Regions from separate parts of the Homo sapiens genome. Here region 1 is linked to region 2. The links are chromatin contacts, found by Hi-C or POLR2A ChIA-PET in ENCODE. All regions are on one chromosome and are shown on one strand. Each heading gives the region's core, a stretch centred on a gene start or an enhancer-like site at or near the end of the contact. The rest is flanking DNA. Distances are from core to core; before and after follow the strand shown. Region 1 holds the start of SPNS1 (SPNS lysolipid transporter 1, lysophospholipid). Region 2 has its middle 44 kb from the start of LAT.

Evidence for each region. A loop is a pair of places that touch in the nucleus more often than their neighbours do. ChIA-PET counts read pairs that join two places held with the same protein, here RNA polymerase II (POLR2A). Pooled maps may share reads with other maps.
Region 1: a pooled map shows a loop between it and region 2 (4-fold over the local background). The contact joins the promoter of SPNS1 here to the enhancer-like site in region 2. A Hi-C loop is called at or near these places in 6 of 168 maps with a recorded cell type or tissue (CD4-positive, alpha-beta T cell, CD4-positive, alpha-beta memory T cell, CD8-positive, alpha-beta T cell and 2 more) and 10 of 50 pooled maps. POLR2A ChIA-PET finds 5 or more read pairs at or near these places in 23 of 52 experiments (AG04450, CD4-positive, alpha-beta T cell, CD4-positive, alpha-beta memory T cell and 15 more).

What each region holds. Positions count from the first base shown.
Region 1 is chr16:28,971,432-28,976,988 of GRCh38, reverse strand. SPNS1 (SPNS lysolipid transporter 1, lysophospholipid) reads right to left here and starts at 2,211. Exons shown (of 12, transcript NM_032038.3): 1 at 1,597-2,211; 2 at 1,432-1,497. The coding sequence starts at 1,837. RefSeq lists a silencer at 1,855-1,944, a cis regulatory region at 1,981 and enhancers at 1,897-2,066, 2,165-2,274, 2,355-2,474.
Region 2 is chr16:29,026,420-29,031,942 of GRCh38, reverse strand. No RefSeq gene overlaps it. Among named protein-coding and RNA genes, the nearest start is that of LAT, 44 kb to the right of the region's middle. RefSeq lists a silencer at 2,622-2,721. Within about 2 kb of position 2,567, at least 2 of the 41 ENCODE cell types and tissues checked have a DNase peak (open chromatin) inside an H3K27ac peak, as active enhancers do.

The DNA of each region.
Region 1 (5,557 bases), core at 962-3,461, 55 kb after region 2:
AGTTTAGCGTTTTACTGGCTGTTGCTGCCTCATGCATAGCGTACTATCAGCTCCCAAGGCAAGGTCCTTGCCTGTATTGGCCATGACTGTGTTTCTTTCACTTACTTAACACACAGCCTAGTGCAAAACAGGTGCTCAATAAGCATGTGAAGAGAGTGAATAAATCCGGCTGCCTAGAAAGAGCTGCTGCTCTAACTCAACAACTCTTCAGAGGTTTGAAGACCTTGCCCTATGATCCCATTCTCATTGCTCCAGACTTCACCTCAAATACCTCCAGTTCCTCATTGGCCTGGAGTAGAGAAAAGAACACTGCAAGACCTGGTTTCAAATTCCTGTTCCGCCTCCAACTGGTGGTGTGACCCTGGGCAAGTCTTAACTCTTCTCCAAGCCTCAGTTTCTTTATAAGCTGTAGATATCACTACCTACTTCCTCTATAAAATAGGAACAGTAACACCTATTTTTGACTGATAGAAGGATTAGAAGACAAGGGGCATAAAAGTTCTTCGCAAAGTCCTACAGGTGTAATCATCACTTCCTCCAGGCCTGGCACACAATGAGTACTCAGAAATGGTTGAGAAATGAATGAAGGATGGAAGGAAGAAAAAGGGCTTGGCTCTAGCTTTGCCTCTCCCACAAGTCCCAAAGTTGTGAACAAGTAAAACACACCTCTCCCCATTCCAGACACCCTCTCCTGCCTTTACTTATTTATTTATTTATGAGATGGAGTCTCGCTCTGTCACCCAGGCTGGAGTGCAGTGGTGCGATCTCGGCTCACTGCAACCTCTGCCTCCCGGGTTCAAGTAACTCTCATGCCTCAGCCTCCCAAGTACCTGGGATTACAGGCGCTCGCTACCATGCCTGGCTAATTTTTGTATTTTTAGTACAGATGGGGTTTCGTCATGTTGACCAGGCTGGTCTTGAACTCCTAACTTCAAGTGATCCACTCATCTTGGCCTCCCAAAGTGCTGGGACTACAGGCGTGAGTCACCACACCCAACCCTCCTGCCATTATTTACTGGGTGTCTACCATGTGCCAAACACTGCACTAGGCCCTTCACAGACAATCTTTTAGTTAATCTTCACATCAGTCCTAAGAGATGATTCGTGTTATTACTTGTTCCATCTTATAGACAAGGAAAATGAGGCTTAGAGAGGTTGAGTGCCTTGCCTACCATCACACAATAAGTGGAAGAGCTGAGATTTAAACCCAGGTCTGTCTTCACCTGGGTGAAGTTATACTTAGTTATACTAAACTGACTCCCTCTTTAAATGTGGTGTCCCGCTGACCCCCGAGCAACATCAGGGCCATCACCTCCCCTAACTGGCCACAAAACCTCCATTAATGAGCCCCTAGACAGGCCAGCGCGTGGCCCCACTTGAGACAGAACAGAAGGAGGAGCGGCTGTGTGACCAGGAGTGGTCCCCACTCACCGGTCTGGATGAGCCCAGAGCTACTGTCCCCGATGTTGAAGAACTGCTCGATGTCGGGAAGGACGCCTGAGGAGAAAATTCAGGATGGTCCGGCAAAGCAGCGCCACCCTCGGGACCCTGGCTCCCCTCTCCTAGACTATCTTCCTCCCAGAAGTGAGTCCCTACCAGCCACGGTGAAGCGGTCCATGTAGTTCAGGAGATTGATGTAGCACAGCACCGCCACTATGAGAGCCGAACGGCCGGGAGACAGGCCGGTGATGCGCTGCAGCCCCTCCTGGTCCGGGACCTCGGGCTCCTCGGACTTCGGGTTCCCCGTGGACCCTGGCAACCCCGGGGTGCCAGGCACTGGCCCGTCGTCCGGGTCATCCGCCTGGCTGAGGAAGGGCGCGGTGTCGGACCCGGCCATGGTCCCGGGGGGCCGCGCCCGCCCGCGCTCCGGTCCCACCGACGATCCCACCTGCGAGGGGAGGAGGCTGGAGAAAGGAGGATGGACCGAACACAGGCGAGGGAAGTGCGCCCGGAGACGGGGAGCTTGCCCTGAAGCACAGAGCACCACTGAGAAGGGACCCGGGCCCTGTCACGCCTCCCCGTCTCAGTAGACACACAGCGCGGAGGGGACGTGCGGAATACACGTGATGTCGGGGACAGGAGCGGGCTGAAGAGGGCACGATCCCACGCGGAGGCCACCCCTCACCCGGGGTAGGAGCCCGCTGCACTTGCTGTCGCTCAGCCCGGGCGCTGCACCACGGCAGCCGCCATGTTGCTTAAAGCCGGTCATGTGACGCGGGAGCCAGGGTGGAAGGGGTCCCCGCGGGCAAGCCTTCGACACGTGACCTGCCACCCGACTACGGAAGCCTCTTGGGCGTTCCGCCCGGGCTCACATGTCATGTGACGGCCGGCCGGTCGCCGGAGTAACCAGGAACTTTCCCAGACCCTGCGGTCCCTGGAGCGTCAAAAAGAGCGTCCCCGTGACTAGGTGGAGTCGCCTGCCCTTCCGAATCTCAGCTGTCTTATCTGGAACCCCCACGTGGCAGACTCCATCTTCATCAAACGGGATAATGGGGTCTCAAAAGGTTTTGGAAGTAGTAGATACCTCTAAAAGCCAAGGAGCAGCCCTAGTTCTCGGGAACCATCCTGTCTTCCTCCCAGGGTCTGGTTGGCGGCTTTTTACTCTCAATAAAGGATGGATGGATGGATGGATAAATGGATGGATGGAGCTTGAGCAGCGCGATGGATGGAGGATTGGAGGGACGGAGGGATGGACGGACGGACGGATGGAGCTTGAGCAACGCCCCGCCCTTTGTTGAGATTCCCCAACCCTGCTAGCCTTGTAAACTCCTGAGCCTTCACCGTGGACACTTAAATACCTATTAAAGGAAGCGTCTCCACCCGCCGCTCCTGGAGCATATTTTTCCTCACTCCAATCGGGATTGGAGCCCTTGCGCCCTCCGGTGGGCTTTTGTAGGGCAGGCAGGAGCTCCTAGCCTAAGGAGACTCCCAGCTGCAGGACTAGGGTCAAAGGGATAACTTGGGAGTGGTTCTTTAGTGGCACCCTATAATCTCCAAGCTACATCTAATAAAGCACTCTAAGTAAAATTAGTATAGTTCTGTGCAAATACAGCTTCAAGACCCATCTTTCAACCAGCCCTTAAAGGCCCTCTACTGAAATCCTGGAATCTCGTGGGGAGAGCATCCCCCAACCCCAAAACGCCTTGTTAGAAACTATTTCGAGTCCGAATACCCATAATTGGCTTTAACCCCCCCCCCCCCCCCATATTAGGTGCCTCGTGTTTCAGAACCTTAAGCTTGGTTTCCCCTGGCGGACAGGAACTTCAGGTTGCAGGCATTTAATTCCCTCAACAAGATATTATTGAACATGTATGTGCCTGGCATTTTACCAGGTTTCAGGGAAAGGCAGACTTACTCCCTTCCCTCGTGGAGCTTATCTAGAGAGTGATACGCATTGTAAATTGCACCTCTGAAGTGAAAAGGCAAGCCACAGGTTGAATGAAAATATTTACAAAGCATCTATCTGCCAAAGGACTTGTATCCATGTAAAGAACTCTTTTTTTTTTTCTTTCTTTCTTTTTTTGGAGACAGACGCTTGCTCTGTCACCCAGGCTGGAGCTGGAGTGTAGTGGCGGGATCTCGGCTCACTGCAACCTCCACTTCCGGGGTCCAAGCGATTCTTGTGCCTCAGCCTCCCAAGTAGCTGGGATAACAGGCACGTGCCACCACACCCGGCTAATTTTTTGTATTTTTGGTAGAGATGGGCTTTCAGCAGGTTGGCCAGGCTGGTCTTGAACTCCTGACCTCAAGTGATCTGCCCGCCTCAGCCTCCCACCGTGCTGGGATTACAGGGGTGAGCCACCATGCCCAGTGTCATTTTAATTTTTATATTTGTAGAGATGAGTTATCGCTATGTTGTCCAGGCTAGTCTGGAACTCCTGAACTCAAGCAATCCTCCCACCTCATCCTCCCAAAATGCTAGGACTACAGGTGTGAGCCACTGCACCCAGCTCTTTTGTCCATTTTAAAAATTGTGTTTTTGGCCAGGCACAGTGGCTCATGCCTGTAATCCTAGCCCTTTGGGAAGCTGAGGTGGGAGGATCACTTCAGCCCAGGAGTTCAAGATCAGCCTGGGCAACAAAGCAAGACTCATCTCTACAAAAAAACTAAATAAATAAAAATTAAATATACACTTCCCATATGACCCAGCAATTCCACTCCTAGGTAACCACCAATGAGAAATGAAAACGTGTCCAAACAAAAACCTGTATATGAATGTTCATAAATGCATTATTCATAATAGCCCAAAAATGAAAAGAATCCACATGTCCATCAACAGGGGCATAATCTATTCATACAACGGGAATAGCTTAACAAGAAAAAGGAATGAACTGTCAGAGACGTTCGGACCAGAGTGACTCCATCTTGAGTGACGGTTAGGAAAATAAGGCTGGGACTTGCTGGACTGAATTACAGAAAGTAAGGCATTCCTAGACTCGACATGTTTATGGTTAAGGAAACAATAACGTTTACTAGGCCGGGCGCAGTGGCTCACGCCTGTAATCCCAACACTTTGGGAGGGCGAGGCGGGTGGATCACAAGGTCAGGAGTTCAAGACCAGCCTGGCCAAGATGGTGAAAACCCATCTCTACTAAAAACACACACAAAAAATTAGCCAGACGTGGTGGTGGGCGTCTGCAATCCCAGCTACTCGGGAGGTTGAGGCAGAGAACTGCTTGAACCCAGGGGGCAGAGGCTGCAGTGAGCCGAGATTGTGCCACTGCACTCCAGCCTGGGCAACCGTGTGAGACACCGTCTCAAAAAAAAAAAAAAAAAATTAGCCGGGCATGGTAGCACACACCTGTAATCCCAACTACTCAGGAGGCTGAGGCAGAAGAATCACTTGAACCTGGGAGGCAGAGGCTGCAGTGAGTTGAGAGAGCACCACTGCACTCCCACCCGGGCAACAAGAGCAAAACTCCATCTCAAATAATAATAATATAATGTTTACTAAACAGACCCAGACTTGGGAGTGTCCAGATATCCCAATATATGGAGAACAAAGCATTCCTAATTTTGCTTTAAAGATAACAATATTGATTCTTGCTAAATATAGTAATTAAGAAAATTAGCCGGGCGCAGTGGCTTATGCCTGTAATCCCAGCACTTTGGGAGGTCAAGGCAGGCGGATCACGAGGTCAGGAGTTCAAGGCCAGCCTGGCCAACATGGTGAAACCCCATCTCTACTAAAAATACAAAAATTAGCTGGGCATAGTGGCGTGTTCCTGTAATCCCAGCTACTCAGGAGGCTGAGGCAGGAGAATTGCTTAAATTGGGACCCAGGAGGCGGAGGTTGCAGTGAGCCAAGATCGTGCCACAGCACTCCAGCCTGGGCGACAGAGCGAGACTCCATCTCAAAAAAAAAAAAAAAAAAAATCCTTTATCACAAACCCTTGTAGCAGAGCACATCTCCCCATATATATGAGTCTTGTACATAAGGTGGATGCCTTCCCCTTCTTACTTTCAGGAATGTCCTACTCTGTCTATGGAGTAGCTGTACTTTCACCAGTTTACTTTTTTTTTTTTTTTTTTTTGAGACGGAGTCTCACTCTGTAGC
Region 2 (5,523 bases), core at 1,318-3,817:
CTCAGCCTCCCGAGTAGCTGAGACCAAAGGCATGCACCACCTGCCAAGCTAATTTTTTTTTTTTTGTAGTGACAGAGACTCATTATGTTGCCCAGGCTGGTCTCAAACTCTTGGGCTCAAACGATCATCCCAAAATGCTGGGATTACAGGCACCTCCTGGGTTCACACCGTTCTCCTGCCTCAGCCTCCCGAGTAGCTGTGACTACAGGCACCCGCCACCACGCCCAGCTAATTTTTTGCATTTTTAGTAGAGACGGGGTTTCACTGTGCTAGCCAGATTGAGGTCTCAATCTCCTGACCTCGTGATCCACCCGCCTTGGACTCCCAAAGTGCTGGGATTACAGGCATGAGCCACTGCGGCTGGCCTTGTTTTTCTTTTTTTAGAAAAAGCTGTTGAATTTTCCAGCTGACTTCTCAACACCAATTGATGTGATCACATTGTACTTTCCCTATGCAATTATATTGATCAATTACCGTACTTGATCATTCCTGAAGTAAACTGCTCAAGATATGTTACCTTTGGATATATAATTGTATTTTATTAACATTTTATTTAGAATTTTTACACCCAAATAATTAATCTTCAACCTCCTCTTCTTGGCTTGTTTTTGGTTTTTTTGTTCTTGTTGTAATTTGCTTGTTGGTTTACTATGTTTGTGAGATTTTCCTTTTTTTTTTTTTTTGAGAGGGAGTCTCACTCTCTCACCCAGGCTGGAGTGCAATGGCGTGATCTTGGCTCACTGCAACCTCCACCTCCTGGGTTCAAACGATTCTCCTGCCTCAGCCTCCTGAATAGCAAGTAGCTGCGATTACAGGCACCTGCCACCATGCCCGGCTAATTTTTGTATTTTTAGTAGAGACAGGGTTTTACCATGTTGGCCAGGCTGGTCTCGAACTCCTGACCTCGGGTGATCCATCCTCCTCGGCCTTCCATAGGCTAGGATTACAAGCATGAGCCACCGTGCCCGGCCTACTATGTTTATGAGATTTTTCTAGGAAGGTCATGCTGCCTTCATAAAAAAAATCCAATAGTTTCTTTTTCTATAACCTAGAATAGTTTAGCTAACATTGGAATTCCCATTATTCGTTTCACTTTATCTGATGATCCGCTGGACTCATCTTTGAAACCGTCAGGGGTTGGTGCCTCTACAAACAATTTTGTGCACACAAAATGGCATGTAACATACATGTAAGTTAGGAGGCACAGAATGAAGACCCCAGAGCCGAGTTAAGGTACGTTTATAACTTACTCATAGTGTCACCAAGGTTCAGCTTGGCTAAAAGGGCAAGGGGGAGGGGACACCCACCACCTCTTCTTAACAGCTGTCTTCTGGTGTCAGCACTCAGGAGTAAGCCAGACATTGTCACCATATGTTACCTGCGAGGAGGTGAGACCCTGAAGAGCAATTGGTAGTTTTCTCTGCTTTTCTCTTTTATTCTTCTTTGTAATAAAAACATGCTCACATTTAAACTCCTGCCATTTTATTGACTGGATTTGAAGCTGTGTGGGCAGGAGAGAGATGGACTCTGGGGGATGGAGAGGGACGGACAAGGGTTTGAAGCCCAGCTTTGCCCCCAGAGTGGCCCTGGGTGACTTGGACACCTGCAGGGAGCTGGCTTTCTCAGCAGTAAAATAGGTTTGTGTGGGGTTCAAATAAGCCCAGGGCCAGGTGCAGTGGCCCACATCCGTAATCCCCTCCCTTGGGAGGCCGAGGTGTGTGGATCACTTGAGGTCAGGAGTTTGAGACCAGCCTGACCAACATGGTGAAACCCTGTCTCTACTAAAAATATAAAAATAAGCCAGGCAGGATGGCAGGCACCTGTAATCCCAGATACTCAGGAGGCTGAGGCAGGAGAATCACTTTAACCTGGGGGGTGGAGATTGCAGTGAGCTGAGATTGCACCATTCCACTCCAGCCTGGGCAACATAGCAAGACTCCACCCTAAAAAAATATAATAAAATAAATAAATAAGCCCAAGGCCCCAGAGCAGATATTCCATAAATGTGTTTCCTCCTTGGCCCTTCTCACCACCCCTAACAGAGAAGGGCTGCATTTCGTTGTTGGGTAATGTGGAGCCAGTGCAGGTTCTTGAGGAGGGGAGTGGCCAAGAGCCAATAAAGCACAATAGGATGGACTCAGTGCTGGGATGTGGATGTGAGATGAACCTGATGCTACAGACCGGCAAACTGAGGCACAGAGAAGGGAAGTTGCTTGCCCAAGGTCACAAAGCTAACAGGGCTGGAACTGGAACCCAGATCTTTCTGACTCCAGGCCTCCCAGTCACAGAGTCTATCCCTCCGCCCCCAGAATCTGGGAGACACCACCAGCCCTCCACAACCCACTGCACCACCAGCTTCTTGGGAGGGATGCGCGTCACCCCTGTGTCCTGGCACCTTCCGTGCCTGCCCCCGCATGAGTCACCCACCAGAGCAGAGTGAAAACCCACCTCCCTGGGGGAGGCCTCCATGTGAGTGCATTTCAGGTTCCCGTCTTAGTCACCACTTCTCTTGGTTCCCACCCCTCCCCCGGCTGCCGGGAGCTGCCTGTGACACCCCCAGTAGGCTCAGACCCAAGTGTGTGGCGGGGCTGGGCCCTAGGGAAGGGCCGAGGCCTGATCCCAAGGTGTTGCAGGGTGGCCGGGGGGTACACTAGCCCTGCAACTGCCACGGGCTCCCCTCCCCCTAAGGAAAGCAGAGAACTTGCTGACGGTCGCTGTCTCAGTGCTAATAAGAGCTGACACCACAGATACTTACTTCCAGGCCCTGCACTAAGCCCTCTGCATCTGCTAAGAAATCTGATCCTCACAAAAGCCCAGGAGCTGCTCTTGTCTGTTTTGTAGATGGGGCAACTGAGACTCAGAGAGGGAGAGTGACTTGCCCGAGGTCACAGAGCCAGCAAAGGACAGGGCAGGTGGCAAACTCAGGCAGCCTGTGCAGACTCATCATGCAATCCTGCCCCTCCATGACTGGTGCTCCTGCCTCAACGCTGTCCCAAGGGCCAGGCAAGGTGGGGTCCTGCCCTGGGTCTTTTTTTTTTTTTTAAGATGGGTTCTTGCTGTGTGACCCAGGCTGGAGTGCAATGGTGCCTTCATGGCTTCCCTGCAGCCTCGGACTCCTGCCTGCCCTGAGTCCTGTCCTGCCCCTTCCGCCCAGCCCAGCCAGAGCCCCTGAGAATGGTAAGCAGGGACCACCCTCTGAGGAAGGAGTGGGTGGGCACCAGCTCTGCCCACCACCGAGGAGCCTAGACCAGGCACTGCACCAGCTCCAGCCCCACAACTACCTGCAACCCCTCCAGGGTGCCAGGCTGGTCACCTCCCGGACTTTATCGGCAGTTCCCTCTGCTTAGGACACCTTCCCCTTCTCTCAACTACCCTTTCTGTACTACTCCAGGGGGCAGTGTCACCTCCTCCAGGAAGCCCTCTGGGATGTGCCCCTATAGACCTACACTTAGAGCTCCCAGGTGTGAATCCCAAATTTGCCATTTGCTTGCTGTGACCATAGGCAAATGACTGAACTTGTCTGAGCCTCTGTTTCCTCATCTTCAAAATGAGGCCAGTGATATCTCAGGGGGTTGCTGTGAGGACGAAGAAAGAGCAGGGCAACGTGCTTATAACATGGCCTAGCCCATAGTAAACGCTCAGTAAACTCGGCTCTTTATACCATTGATCACGTTGGATAGTAATTGTTAGTGTCCATCCAGCATCTCATTTCCATGCTTGTCCTCAGAGCCCAGCCACAGGGCCTGCCCCAGAGACCATCTCAATATACATCCTATTCATTGAATGAAAGACCTGGGGCTGAGTGCAGTGGCTCATGCCTATAATCCCAGCTCTTTGGGAGGCTGAGGTGGGAGGATCCTTTGAAACCAGAAGTTCAAGACCAGCCTGGGCAACAGAGCAAGACCCCCATCTCTACAAAAGCTTTAAAAATGAGCCGAGCGTGTTGCCACACACTTGTGGTCCCAGCCTACTAAGGAGGCTGAAGCAGGAGGATGGCTTGAGCCTAGGAGCTTGAGGCTACAGTGAGCCATGATCGTGCCACTGCCCTCCAGCCTGGGTGACAGAGCAAGACTCCATCTCAAACAAACAAACACACAAACAAAAACTCCCGTGCTGATTAGTAGTGGGATTGCACCTGTGAATAGCAACTGCACTCCAGCCTGGGCAGCATAGCAAGAACTTGTCTCTAAAAAATAATTTTTTGCTGGGCACAGTGGCTCATGCCTGTAATCCCAGCACTTTGGGAGGCTGAGGTGGGCGGATCACAAGATCAGGAGTTCCAGACCAGCCTGGCCGATATGGTGAAACTGCATCTCTACTAAAAATACAAAAAAATTAGCCGAGCCTAGTGGAGCGTGCCTGTAATCTCAGCTACTCGGGAGGCTGAGGCAGGAGAATTGCTTGAAGCCGGGAGGCGGAGGTTGCAGTGAGCCAAGATCATGCCACTGCACTCCAGCCTGGGCCACAGAGCGAGACTCCATCTAAATAATAATAATAATAATAATTTTTTAATGAAAATAAAAGGGCCAGGCGCAGTAGCTCACACTTATAATTTTAGCACTTTGGGAGTCTGAGAAAGGAGGATCACTTGAGCCCAGGAGTTCAAGACGAGCCTTGGCAAGAAAGTGAGACCCCATCTCTGCAAAACAATTTTTAAAATTAGCCAGGTGGACCAGGCGCAGTGCCTCACGCCTGTAATCCTAGCACTTTGGGAGGCCAAGGCGGGCAGATCTGAGGTCAGGAGATTGAGACCATCCTTGCTAACACGGTGAGACCCCGTCCCTATTAAAAATACAGAAAATTAGCTGGGCGCGGTGGCACACACTTGTAGTCCCAGCTACTCGGGAGGCTGAGACAGGAGAATCACTTGAACCCAGGAGGCAGAGGTTGCAGTGAGCCGAGATCATGCCACTGCACTCCAGCCTGGGCAAGAGAGCGAGATTCTGTCTCAAAAAAAAAAAAAAAATTAGCCAGGTGCGGTGGCGCATGCCTGTAGTCCTAGCTACGCAGGAGGCTTAGGCAGGTGGATCCCTTGAGCCCAACAGTTCAAGACAGCAGTGAGCCATGATCACACCACTGCACTCCAGCCTGGGTGACGAAGTAAGACTGTGTCTCTTAAAAACAAATTTTAAAATAAAGGAAAAAGATAAATAAAGTGATATTTATAAAGCAGTTAAGACAGGGCAGGCCACAGTTAATGCTGGAGAAGTGTTGGGTAAATAGGAAAAAGTGACTGTGACCCCTTCGAGTGCCAGCACTTCTTTCCACGTTCAAGCAGCTCTCACCTCCCGCTGCCAGTGACTTCAGAGTCTGCATTACAAGGAGCACTTCTCTGGGTGCCTGCCCTGGGTGTTCAGGTCCTCCTCAATGCCCTGCTCATGCCCCAGTGTCTGGGGACTGGGTGTCAGGAGCCATGCCAGGCACTCAACATGGAGCAAATAGGACAGGGCACAGGGTATCGGCGTGGAAGAAAACAGCATAACCCTATTTTATATTTTATTTTATTATTTATTTATTTATTTA